Regions from separate parts of the Homo sapiens genome. Here region 1 is linked to region 2. Evidence: read pairs that join two places in POLR2A ChIA-PET (ENCODE). Cell type or tissue: A673. All regions are shown on one strand. Each heading gives the region's core, and the rest is flanking DNA. Links, peaks and the distances in the headings are about the cores only. Region 1 has its middle 14 kb from the start of CBLN2. Region 2 has its middle 75 kb from the start of GTSCR1.

What was found. ChIA-PET counts read pairs that join two places held together with the same protein. Peaks named below come from ENCODE experiments on the same cell type or tissue, not always from the same donor. Only the 100,000 strongest peaks of a DNase experiment are listed, where the experiment ranks them.
Region 1: POLR2A ChIA-PET joins it to region 2 with 10 read pairs; 1 of 35 experiments calls an interaction of 5 or more read pairs at or near these places.

Annotation. Positions count from the first base shown.
Region 1 is chr18:72,527,906-72,533,300 of GRCh38, forward strand. No RefSeq gene overlaps it. Among named protein-coding and RNA genes, the nearest start is that of CBLN2, 14 kb to the right of the region's middle. In A673, for the core only: a CTCF peak has its summit at 2,910 (motif pointing left); a DNase peak (open chromatin) is centred at 2,996.
Region 2 is chr18:70,573,575-70,578,969 of GRCh38, forward strand. No RefSeq gene overlaps it. Among named protein-coding and RNA genes, the nearest start is that of GTSCR1, 75 kb to the right of the region's middle. In A673, for the core only: a CTCF peak has its summit at 5,135 (motif pointing left); a DNase peak (open chromatin) is centred at 2,907; H3K4me3 peaks cover 906 bases; H3K27ac peaks cover 2,736 bases.

The DNA of each region.
Region 1 (5,395 bases), core at 268-5,267, 2.0 Mb after region 2:
GGGACTTACTCACTATCATGAGAACAGTGACAGTGTTCTCACTATCACTTCTTTTTTCTTTTCTTTTTTTCTTTTTTTTTTTTTTGAGACAGAGTCCTCCTCTGTCACCCAGGGTGGAGTGCAATGGCACCATCTCGGCTCACTGCAACCTCCACCTCCCAGGTTGAAGCAATTCTCCTGCCTCAGCCTCCCACATAGCTGGGATTACAGGGAAAGACCCATCCAATGATTCAATTACTTCCCACCAGATCCCTCCCATTGCACGCTGGGATAATGGGAACTACAATTCAAGGTGAGATTTAGGTGGGGACACAGCCAAACCATATCAAAACCTCACAAAAGAGCCAGAAGTTTCCACCTCAAATGTCAAGTCCTTACTACCCTCCCCCACCCCACCAAAAAAAAAAACAAAAAAACACAAGACAATTTCCATCCATGAAGATTTTTGCCCAGAGCCTGGAATTACAACCCATTCTTGAGAGTATGTTCAGAATCTTAAAATCAAAATCCTTCTTACTGTGCTTCCATGGACTGTAATTTGGAGCACTGGATTGGATCAGGAATTGGACTCACCTCTCCTTAAATATTAAAGTGACTTAACAGGAGTTTTGCTACAACTGGGTTGGGCAGGCTCCAGGAAAAGGCCAAAGGACAAGCCCTCATAAGAAGAGGGATCAGAGGAGCCTGTCTAACATTAGGTCAAGGACAGAGTCTTTGTCATGTTCAAGCTACCATATATTGAAAGTATCTGTCTAACTATCTATCTATCTGCCTTCCTATTCATGTGTACATTCATGTGCAAGTTAAAAAAAATGAGGACTTTTATTCTTTGTTTAAAATATTAAGAAAATATGTATTAGATTAAAACGCTTGGTAATAAATTCAGAGTTAAAAATTTTAAATGTAATCAATTTCCCATCTCTAAGCTAATATGTGGGCTGAAAAAAATGTAATTAAAGGCAACAAAATATATACATATATACATATGTATATATACGTATATATATACGTATATATACGTATATATATACGTATATATATTATATATATATGTGTATATATATATATATATATATATATTCATTCTTGGCCATGCATGGTGGCTCACACCTGTAATCCCAGCACTTTGGGAGGCCAAGGCAGGCAGATCATCTGAGGTTAGGAGTTCGAGATCAGCCTGGCCAACATGGCAAAAACCTGACTCTACTAAAAATACAGAACATTAGCTGGGCGTGATGGCACACACCTGTAATCCCAGCTACTTGGGAGGCTGAGGCAGGAGAATTGCTTCAACCTGGGAGGTGGAGGTTGCAGTGAGCCGAGACGGTGCCATTGCACTCCAGCCTGGGTGACAGAGGAGGACTCTGTCTTCAAAGAAAAAGAAAAAAAAAAAAGAAAAATATTCTCAAAAAAGCTTTTTTAGACATATTTTGTTTTGCCATTTACTACCTAAACTACAAAATGTGTTTTCCTCTGGTATAAGAATGCAATAAAAGGATTTAATACAACCAAATGCTGCTAATCATCGTTAAAATCTATAATTACTTCATGTAATTGGTTTTAATTTTGCTTAAATAAATAATTATGCTTTCAGGGAAAGGCATCTAATCTCTGAAGGAACATCCTGACTCCTGATTCTGAAAGATATTTCTCAAACCAGAGTTTAAGCTTAAAGTTTCAGGACCAGCTTTAAAACAGCAAATTGTTCAATTTAAGGATAGCTAATTTGCGTCTTGCACTTGATTTCTTAGGCTAAACTTCAGAATTCTAAACAGAGAGGGATCTCTGGCCTTTATAAAATATACATTACATGGAAAAATGAACTATTTGTGTTTATAGGTTCGAGTATTTTGAGTTTATCTTTGCAAAGAGTGCTGGCAACAGAAACAGAGGAAAAAATATTTCCATTATCATTTTCTGCATGGGGATGATGACTAAACATGAGAGCCCAAACTTTGGTGTTTCCAATGTAAGCAGTTTAGTAAATTTATATCAGCTGTTGCAAGACTTCTCTTATAATTACAATGGAACAGATTTTATGTGTGCAGCATGCAAATCTAAATTGTCCTTTTTAAACAATGTGTTATATTTAAATAACTGTGATAGAAACATTTATGAATAATGAGAATATATAGATTTCTGGATGAAATTGTTTTTTCACACTGTATCTTTTATACTGGACATGTAATATAATACATATTCCAATAATATAATATAATAGTTCAAAGAATAGGTTCTGAAGTTAGAAAGTTCAGGATTTGAATCCCACCTTTGTAATTTATTTACTTTGAGACTTTGACCATATCATTTATCTTTTTGAACATTATATTCATCATCTATAAAATGGTAACAGTATACCTTGTATGGTTGTCATAATGATTAAATGGAAAGATAATTGTTCAGCACTCAGTATCATGTCTAGCTATATTAAGTGCTCATTGTCAACATCAGTGGCAGCATCATTCTGCCAAAATGCTTCTTGCATCTGCAATTTTTTTTCTCATCAATATGAAGCAAGAATCTGTTATACTTTGTACTATAACCTTCACATTATAGCTTCACTAATAGACCCTTGAAGCGGTATGCAGGAAGAAACTTGGAAGGCCTCTCAGCTCATCTTTTGCAGCATTCAATTGTGTTTGCATTTATGTTTCAAAGATATTTGAGATATGAACAATGAAACGAGGAGTAATTTCTTGACCTCAAAACATCAAGAAATATTTCTGAAGTTTTCAAATTATACAATTATGTCAATTTGCATTTAGCAAAAATAAAGCCACATTCTTGTCTTTCTATAACTTGATGTAAGGGAATTCCCGGAGGCCTCTCTCTGGAGCTTTTTTGCATACTAATGATGCAGTGGTTTAAATCACAGCACCAGCACCATCTATTGGGGAGTTTTTTTTCCTGAAACAAATGTTTCTGCAATTTTGGAAAAAATTTAGGTTCATTTCAATTCTCCATTAAGATAAAAAGTATCAAAAAGTAATAGGCCTTAGGGGAGAATAAGTCTTCCCTAATTGTCACAGTCTGATGCATGCATGCCTTTTGCCTGCTAATGACTGGGGAGATGTGGCAATTTCCTTTAAAAATCCAGCCCCTTGTCATTCTTTTGTGCCAAGATAATTCAGATGCAATGGATGAAGAGCAGATTAGGCCATGATCCACTGATCATAACTTTCCATTGGATTTATAGCACCAGATGGCCTAATTATTCTCAAAAGTTCTCAATCTCTGTCTGTCAGGGAGACCAGATGTAATTTCTACCTTCTGGTGAAATAAACTCCTAAGATTGAACACAAGAAATAAAATGTGAAACATGGACCAAATACTTGAGATTAAAAGTTAGAAGTATGTAATGGGTAAAGGCCCTTGGGCCCATCATCTCCTCATCTGCCGAACGCAAGTTTCAGGAATGGTGCAGCTTCAGGGACATGAGAGGCATTTTCGTAGTGGGTACATTTTGACTGTAGGTATTTGTTTATATTCAAACACACACACTCACACTCACACGTGTGTGTCTGTCCCCAAGTGTCTGGACCCTAGGCTGCTACACTTAAATGCTGTATAAAACATACAGAATTCAAACTTTCTTCCGGTGCCATTTGGTCTCACATTTATCTTTTGTTTCTTCTTAAGTTATTCTTTATTCAGTAAGTTAATATCTTGCAAAAAAAGAAAAAAAAAATCAATGTGTTAAAATGGTCCCCAATTCAGTTCTGTTTAAGATAGCCTTCAAATCATGCCTTATTTGCATCTTGGTACATGACTGTCTTCTAAGGATTCGACTAATTCTAGCATGCCTTCTGTCTTTCGAAGTAATTCACTAGATAGAAGACAAGAAAAAATAATAAACTGCAAAAATGGCTACTATAGTTTACCCCTCATGTTTTAAAATGATGGGAATTCTCTGCGTCTTTCCCTGTCCACTTCAATTCTTCCAAGGTTCACAAGCCCTAGTTTGCGATTGGTTTGCTAGACCTGTGGCCATATTCAAAATGGGGGGCCCTTTCAGTCAGGATATCAACTGATGTTCAGTATTCAATGTCAACGTCAAAATAACATTCTCCTCCTCATATGTAAAAAAACGAAATTATATTATTCACTTCAGTAAACACGCATTTACATTTCCACCCCACCCACCCCAGCCCACCCCCTCACCATCAGTTTAGCTGAGTATCCTCCAGGATTATTCTGAATGTTATTTTTTAAGAAGGACTACAAGCTCTTTCTGCACATCGAGGGCATCTTCAATTTTCTGTCACCATCCTTAAGCACACTGTCTGTTCCTTAGGCTGCTATACATAAATGTTGTGAAATGAAAAGAAAATATCTACACTCTGTTCCCAAAAGAATAGATCATTTTTTATAAGTCCTATAACTGCTCCTTCCACTTAAGAGTTTACAATTTCAGAGCAAAAACTGTGCTATGACATCCTGACATGGTGCTTGGGAATTAGAAAAGAAGATGGTATCACATTTTCATGTCCTAAATTTGTTTTTCAGTGATAATCTCCTCTCTGAAAGAATTATAAAAGAAAATTAGCAATTTGAAGATAAATACTACATAGAATAATATACTTTTAAGACTGGAGGGAATCTTTAAGATCCATGTAAAAATATTGCAAATGAGGGATTTTAGTAGTAAGAAAAATTTGCCAATTTTTACTCGATTAGTTTGGCTATTTTTATATATTCTTTTTCCTATGATAATATTGTCATTGTGTCAGTTCCACAATAATGCTGCACCCAGAATCACAAGAAATGTTTCTTTTTGGTATAAAGTGAAGAAAATGCCCCTTTATCCTAGAGGACTTTTGAAGACATAAGAGATTAATATAAGTATTTTTAAATGAATAAACTTAGATCAAACAGACTTCAGCAAAATATTCAGGAGTTTCACATTCCAGATTATTACCAATATTCTTCTCCAACTCAGTGTTTATTGCAACCTGATATGAATTCAAAAGAAGTCAGCATTCCTGAAGAAAGCGGGTGAACAACAATAAAAGTTACATTCATTACTAGTCAGGTTGCAAGACTAGTAGTGGCTCATTAATTAGTAGCTTCCATTTTGCTAGGATAGCCTCAGTGCAAAGCAGCATTCTAACCCTGGGGAGTCCTGCTGTAGGCATTAAGAAGGGAGAATGAAGATTTCTTTTCCAAATTAAGTTGTCAAGGAGCTCATTTACACTACACAGTGAGTGTATGTGGGCGAGCTGATGAAGATGATGATTTATGATGCTATAGACACTTGAGTAATTCTGGTGATGGAAATCCACAGCAAAACCCACTTAGGATGATAAAACAGAACTCCTATTATCTGTAGGAGGCAAAATCACGTGGCTTTTGCCCTTACAAATTTCAAGTTACCCCACTGGGTATGGGAATGCAA
Region 2 (5,395 bases), core at 181-5,180:
GCCCCCCAACTCTTGCTCCAACCATTGCCTCAAACCATGTCTTCTATTCCTTCTATCCCAACATTCCACTCTGGTAACTTGGCCTTTTTGCTATTCTTCAAACATGCTAGGCCTGCTCCTATGTTTTCCTTTGCTATTCCTCATCCCTGGGATGCCTCCACCTCTGAAATCGTCTCTAAGCTTAGTTATTTCTTAGCTGGGATAGTATGGAGGAGATTTGAGTATCATAAGGATAGTTGAACTAGTCAGTATTTAAAGTGCCTTCTGCTGCTGAGGTTTTATCAATAAATGGAAGAAATTCATTATATACTATGTGCCATTTATTAACTTCTCACTGGGTACTGAACAGCTCATTTGTGGCAGGTCAAAATGGACACCTTTCATCTTATATATACATAGTTCTAAAACTTTTTCTTTTTATCAGTGAACAGTTTTTACTAACTTTACTTGGAACCTCACGCCCAGTACACAAAATCAATGCAAGTGGGTTAACGTAAGGCTGATGATAGTCGATAAGCACCCATGGGCTCACACCATTATATAGAGGAGGTATTCATTCTGACCGGGGAGTACCTATGGGAACCAATTGCTAAATGCTTTGACTGGCACCTGTGAAGTTCTTTGGGTAAAGTAAGACAGGGAGGTTTCTGAAGTTTAACCACACTGATTTCCTTTTTCCATGCCTCCTCCTTGAGGAGGTTGTTGTAGTCAGTTCAGAACCTGAGTGCTTGATGAAACACAGTTGTCCAGTTACTATTCTAAGCTGTATTTTTCAATTAAAGTTTACTTTTAGAACAACTTAGGGTGGACTGATCTTTCTTTGTATAATTGGGAATGAATTCTTAGTTTTTGTCAGGAGAATGATTATATTTATCTAAAAAAGCAGGAATCAAATATTTCCTGTATGGCTTTGTAATATTCAATAGAGGGAATTTGGGAAATCAAACAGACACTCCCTCTGGGGTTTGTGAAATGGCTTGGGGACTCATTTAATTTTAGAGTAGCTGGCTTTAAGGGACCTTAAGCAATCTAGCTACTTGGGACTAGGAAATTGTTTACTTATTATTTTCATTATCGGCATCACACTATTTAAAGAGTACTGTCAGATACGTCTCAAAAGAAGACATTAATGTGGCCACAAACATATGAAAAAAAGCTCAATATCACTGATCATTGGAGAAATGCAAATCAAAACCACAATAAGCTACCATCTCATGCCATTCAAAATAACGATTATTAAAAAGTCAAGAAACAACAGATGCTGGTGAGGTTGTGGAGAAATAGGATTGCTTTTACACTGTTGGTTAGAGTGTAAATTAGTTCAACTATTGTGGAAGACAATGTGGCAATTCCTCAAAGATTTAGAGGCAGAAATACTTTCTGACCCAGCAATCCCATTACTGTGTACACAAAGGAATATAAGTAATTATATTATAAAGATACATGTACATGTATGTTCATTGCAGCAATATTCACAATAACAAAGACTTGGAATCAACCCAAATGCCCATCAATGATAGACTGGATAAAGAAAATGTGGTACACATATACCATGGAATACTATGCAGCCATGAAAAAGAATGAGATCATGTCCTTTGCAGGGACATGGATGGAGCTGAGAGCCATTATACTCAGCAAACTAATGCAGGAACAGAAAACCAAACATCACATGTTCTCACTTACAAGAGGGAGCTGATTGATTAGAACACATGAACACATGGGGGAGAACAACACACACTCAGGCCTGTAGGGAGGATGGGGGGAGGCAGAGCATCAGGAAGAATAGCTAAGGGATGCTGGACTTAATACCTAGGTGATGGGTTGATCTGTGCAGCAAAACACCATGGCACACATTTACCTAAGGAACAAACCTGTACATCCTTCACATGTACCCTGGAACTTAAAAGGTGAGGAAGAAAGAAAATCCTTTGGAGATCAGTGATGCGTATGTGGCTATTCATTATATCAAATACTCTTCTGTCTACACCTGTATGTTTGAATTTTTTTTTTTTTTTTGAGATGGTATCTCACTCTGTTGCCAGGCTGGCGTGCAGTGGCGTGATCTTGGCTCACTGCAATGTCTGCCTCCTGGGTTCAAGCCATTCTCCTGCCTCAGCCTCCCGAGTAGCTGGGGTTACAGGCGTGCACCACCACACCCAGCTAGTTTTTGTGTTTTTAGTAGAGGTGGGGTTTCACCATGTTGGCCAGGATGGTCTCGAACTCCTGACATCACGATCTACCCACCCTGGCCTCCCAAAGTGCTGGAATTACTGGTGTGAGCCACCGCGCCCAATGGAAATTTTTCATAATAAAAAAACGTAAAGATAAATAAAGAGTAGTGTCAGAAGGAATAGGAAAAAATCGAGGCAGAAGAATTCAGAACATGATACTACCTTTGTTGGGGGTGGGTGGCGCAGGGGGAAAGCTGTCCAGTTACTGGTTATTTCACAACTTTGTAATTAGTGCATTTTATAAAATTTAGCTAGAAGTAGAAGAGCTGATTCATCGTAAGAATGATCATTGATCGGTGACCTTTCATCATTTCCTCCAACTGAGCTCCAACAGTAACATATTTTTAAAAAGGGATTTTCCAATATTTGTGACAGAAAGGTAATGATCAAGCTAAAATCTGGAGAGAATAATCACTTCTGAATGTAATGGAAAGTTCATGTCCCTGAAACTTTCCTTTGGCCTTTATCAAGCAATTGTTACCCCCATCAATATCCTGTCACTGTTAATTAGAAACTGTTTGTGCCACAGCTGATTTGTCACTCTGCAAAACTCCTATGGAGAGATGCAGGGCAGTCAATGCCATGGCTCAAAAGAGAACAAAAGTCCGTTTTCAAAGGAGCCAAACACACTAAGTGGTGACCCAAGCTCTGCTCCTTCCATTATTGCTGTTAAGCCGGAAGCTAATTAAAAATCTCTGCTGGCACAAATGTGTGTTTGGTGTTCTAAAATATGTCATCTCTAAAAGACCGACTGATCGAAACTGCCGAAACAAGCTTTTGACTCTATTCTGTCTTCATGTGTTCATTGATTCTGACCTTAAAAATTCCAAAGTTCTTTCCTTACTAGACCCAAATACTGTTTAAGAAATTTACTATTTGCCTGGAAATGTTTCTGATCATATGGACAAAGCCACGAATGTGATTATTTCGAGTTTCATTAATGACTAAAGAAAAATGGAAATAATCACCATGACTCATTCGGATATCTAATTATCTATTTTTAAATCCCATTTTTGTGGAGTCTCAGCAGAAAACTCTTTAATAGTTTTATCTTTTGAGGACGAACTGGACAGCCATAAATGAAGTGATGATGACCAGATATTTTACAGTTTGATTTAATTATATATGATGGTGGCAGAGATGGGGAAGTTAACAAAATATATATTAAAATACAAAGTTACTTTAAAAAGTACAACACTGATATAAAAATCACAAATATGTGGCAAGTAAATTATAAGAAGTAATTTAATGAATTAATTGCCATTTCCATATTTTTTCTTGCAATGGCGTGGTCAATTCTGAGGCAAACATACAAGAATTATGTTAGCTCATACAGTGTAAACTTGTATAGTTCACAACTTGTATAGATCACAAGTGAAAACCGATATAGTTTATTGCAGCAGCAATAAAACAATTATAGTAGGTAATTATATTTGGAGATCCCTAGTATTACATAGGACACCCCTGCTCCATATAAAGTTGCTTTAAAAACTTGTTAGTGTAGCTCCCATGGAGGGCTACGTGAGCAATTTGACAACACAGGAGTGGGGAAGCAGTGTCTGAGGGCATTTGGAAGACGGTAAGTGAGTTCTAATTATAGAATGACAAGAAAATGACTCTGCAGGCTAATTTTAAAGATGCATATGACTAATATGTAGGAGCTTGGGAAAAAATCAGGCTCTACCTTTCTATCTTATTTGCAAGAAATAAGAAGTAAATGAGGGAGGCAACAAAACCATATTCATACTGATTAAACTTATGTGAGGATTAGAAATGCCTCTTCCTGAAAGAACTAAGCCCCAATAAGTGCTGTGTTGCAAAAGGGAGCTGGGAGAATTTGTCTGTGTGTACATGGAGGGTACACCACTCTGCAGTGGAGTTGTGGAAGCGCACATTACACTTTCCCACAAGGCTGGGGACCACGAGGCAACAGGCCATGGTGGACTTCTCACGTTGTGAATAGTTTCTATCGTATTATCTCTAAGGTTATTTCATGTGAAGAGAAGAGGAACCGAATTAAACAATTAGGATGTAATTGTTTTGATTGATAAAAATTATTGCATATAAACGCCGCTGTTTTTATCTTGTGTAGCTAAAGCCAATATCCTGTGTTCTGCTTCATAGTCGAGACCTCAGAAATAGTAATGAGATGACTGAACACACAGCACCATTGTACTAGATGAGACGTAAGTGTATGCCATCCTCATCACCTATGCTTGTCACTGTTTGCAAATTTCCCATAATGTCTCTTCATCTGTCCTTCCTCTATGGGGGGGTTGCCTTACTATTAGCTTTTTCAGTATCATAATTGGATTTTTGGACAGGTTAACTTTATTAGGTTGTATTTCTGATGTTGAACTTTAGCTTTCAAACTTTCTTCAAGAAATACAGAAGTTACTAGAAAATCTGTGTAAATTTGTAAATTATTGGGTATTTTTATCCATATATGTTTTTATTGGTGACTGTGCTTATTATTTTATTAAGAAAATAAATGCAGTCAGAAGAGAATTTCCACTGTTTCTCATCATCACATTTATCCACCCGCCAGCAGTGGTACCATGCTCTTTGCCTTCCATCCTTTAACCGTGGCTGTACTCTCTCTGCTTCTATCTCTGCCACTGCACCCTGGTCTGATTCCCTTCACCCCGGAACAACAGTCCAGCAACTCCCTTTCTCTCTTACAACTCTTTGCTGGCTTCTCACCTCCTTCAGAGTAAAGGTGATATCTATACAGTGGCATTTTAGGCCCTATATCACAAGCCTGCCCCGATATTCTGTGACCTCATCCCTTAATACTCAACCCCTTCTTTGCTGTGCTCTAGGGACACCACCTCCCTGACCCCAGGCCTGCACCGTTTCAGGATGCGTGCATTTGCAGCGCCCCCTGTCGGGACTGATTGCCTCCTGGATAGCTCCACAGCTTTCTCTGCCATCTTCGCCAGTCTGCTCAAATGTCACTTTCTCTCACTGTGGCCTACTTCATTTCCTCCTATTGAAAATTGGCACTTCCTCCTACTACATAAAACTTTGGGTTCTCCCCTTTCCCCTTGCATGTTCAATATTAACTGTGTAGATATTATTATCATCTATTATGTTAGGCATTTCCCTTATTTTGTTTCTTGTGTTCCAACCTCCATCCCTCTATCCCTGGCACCCAGGTAGAT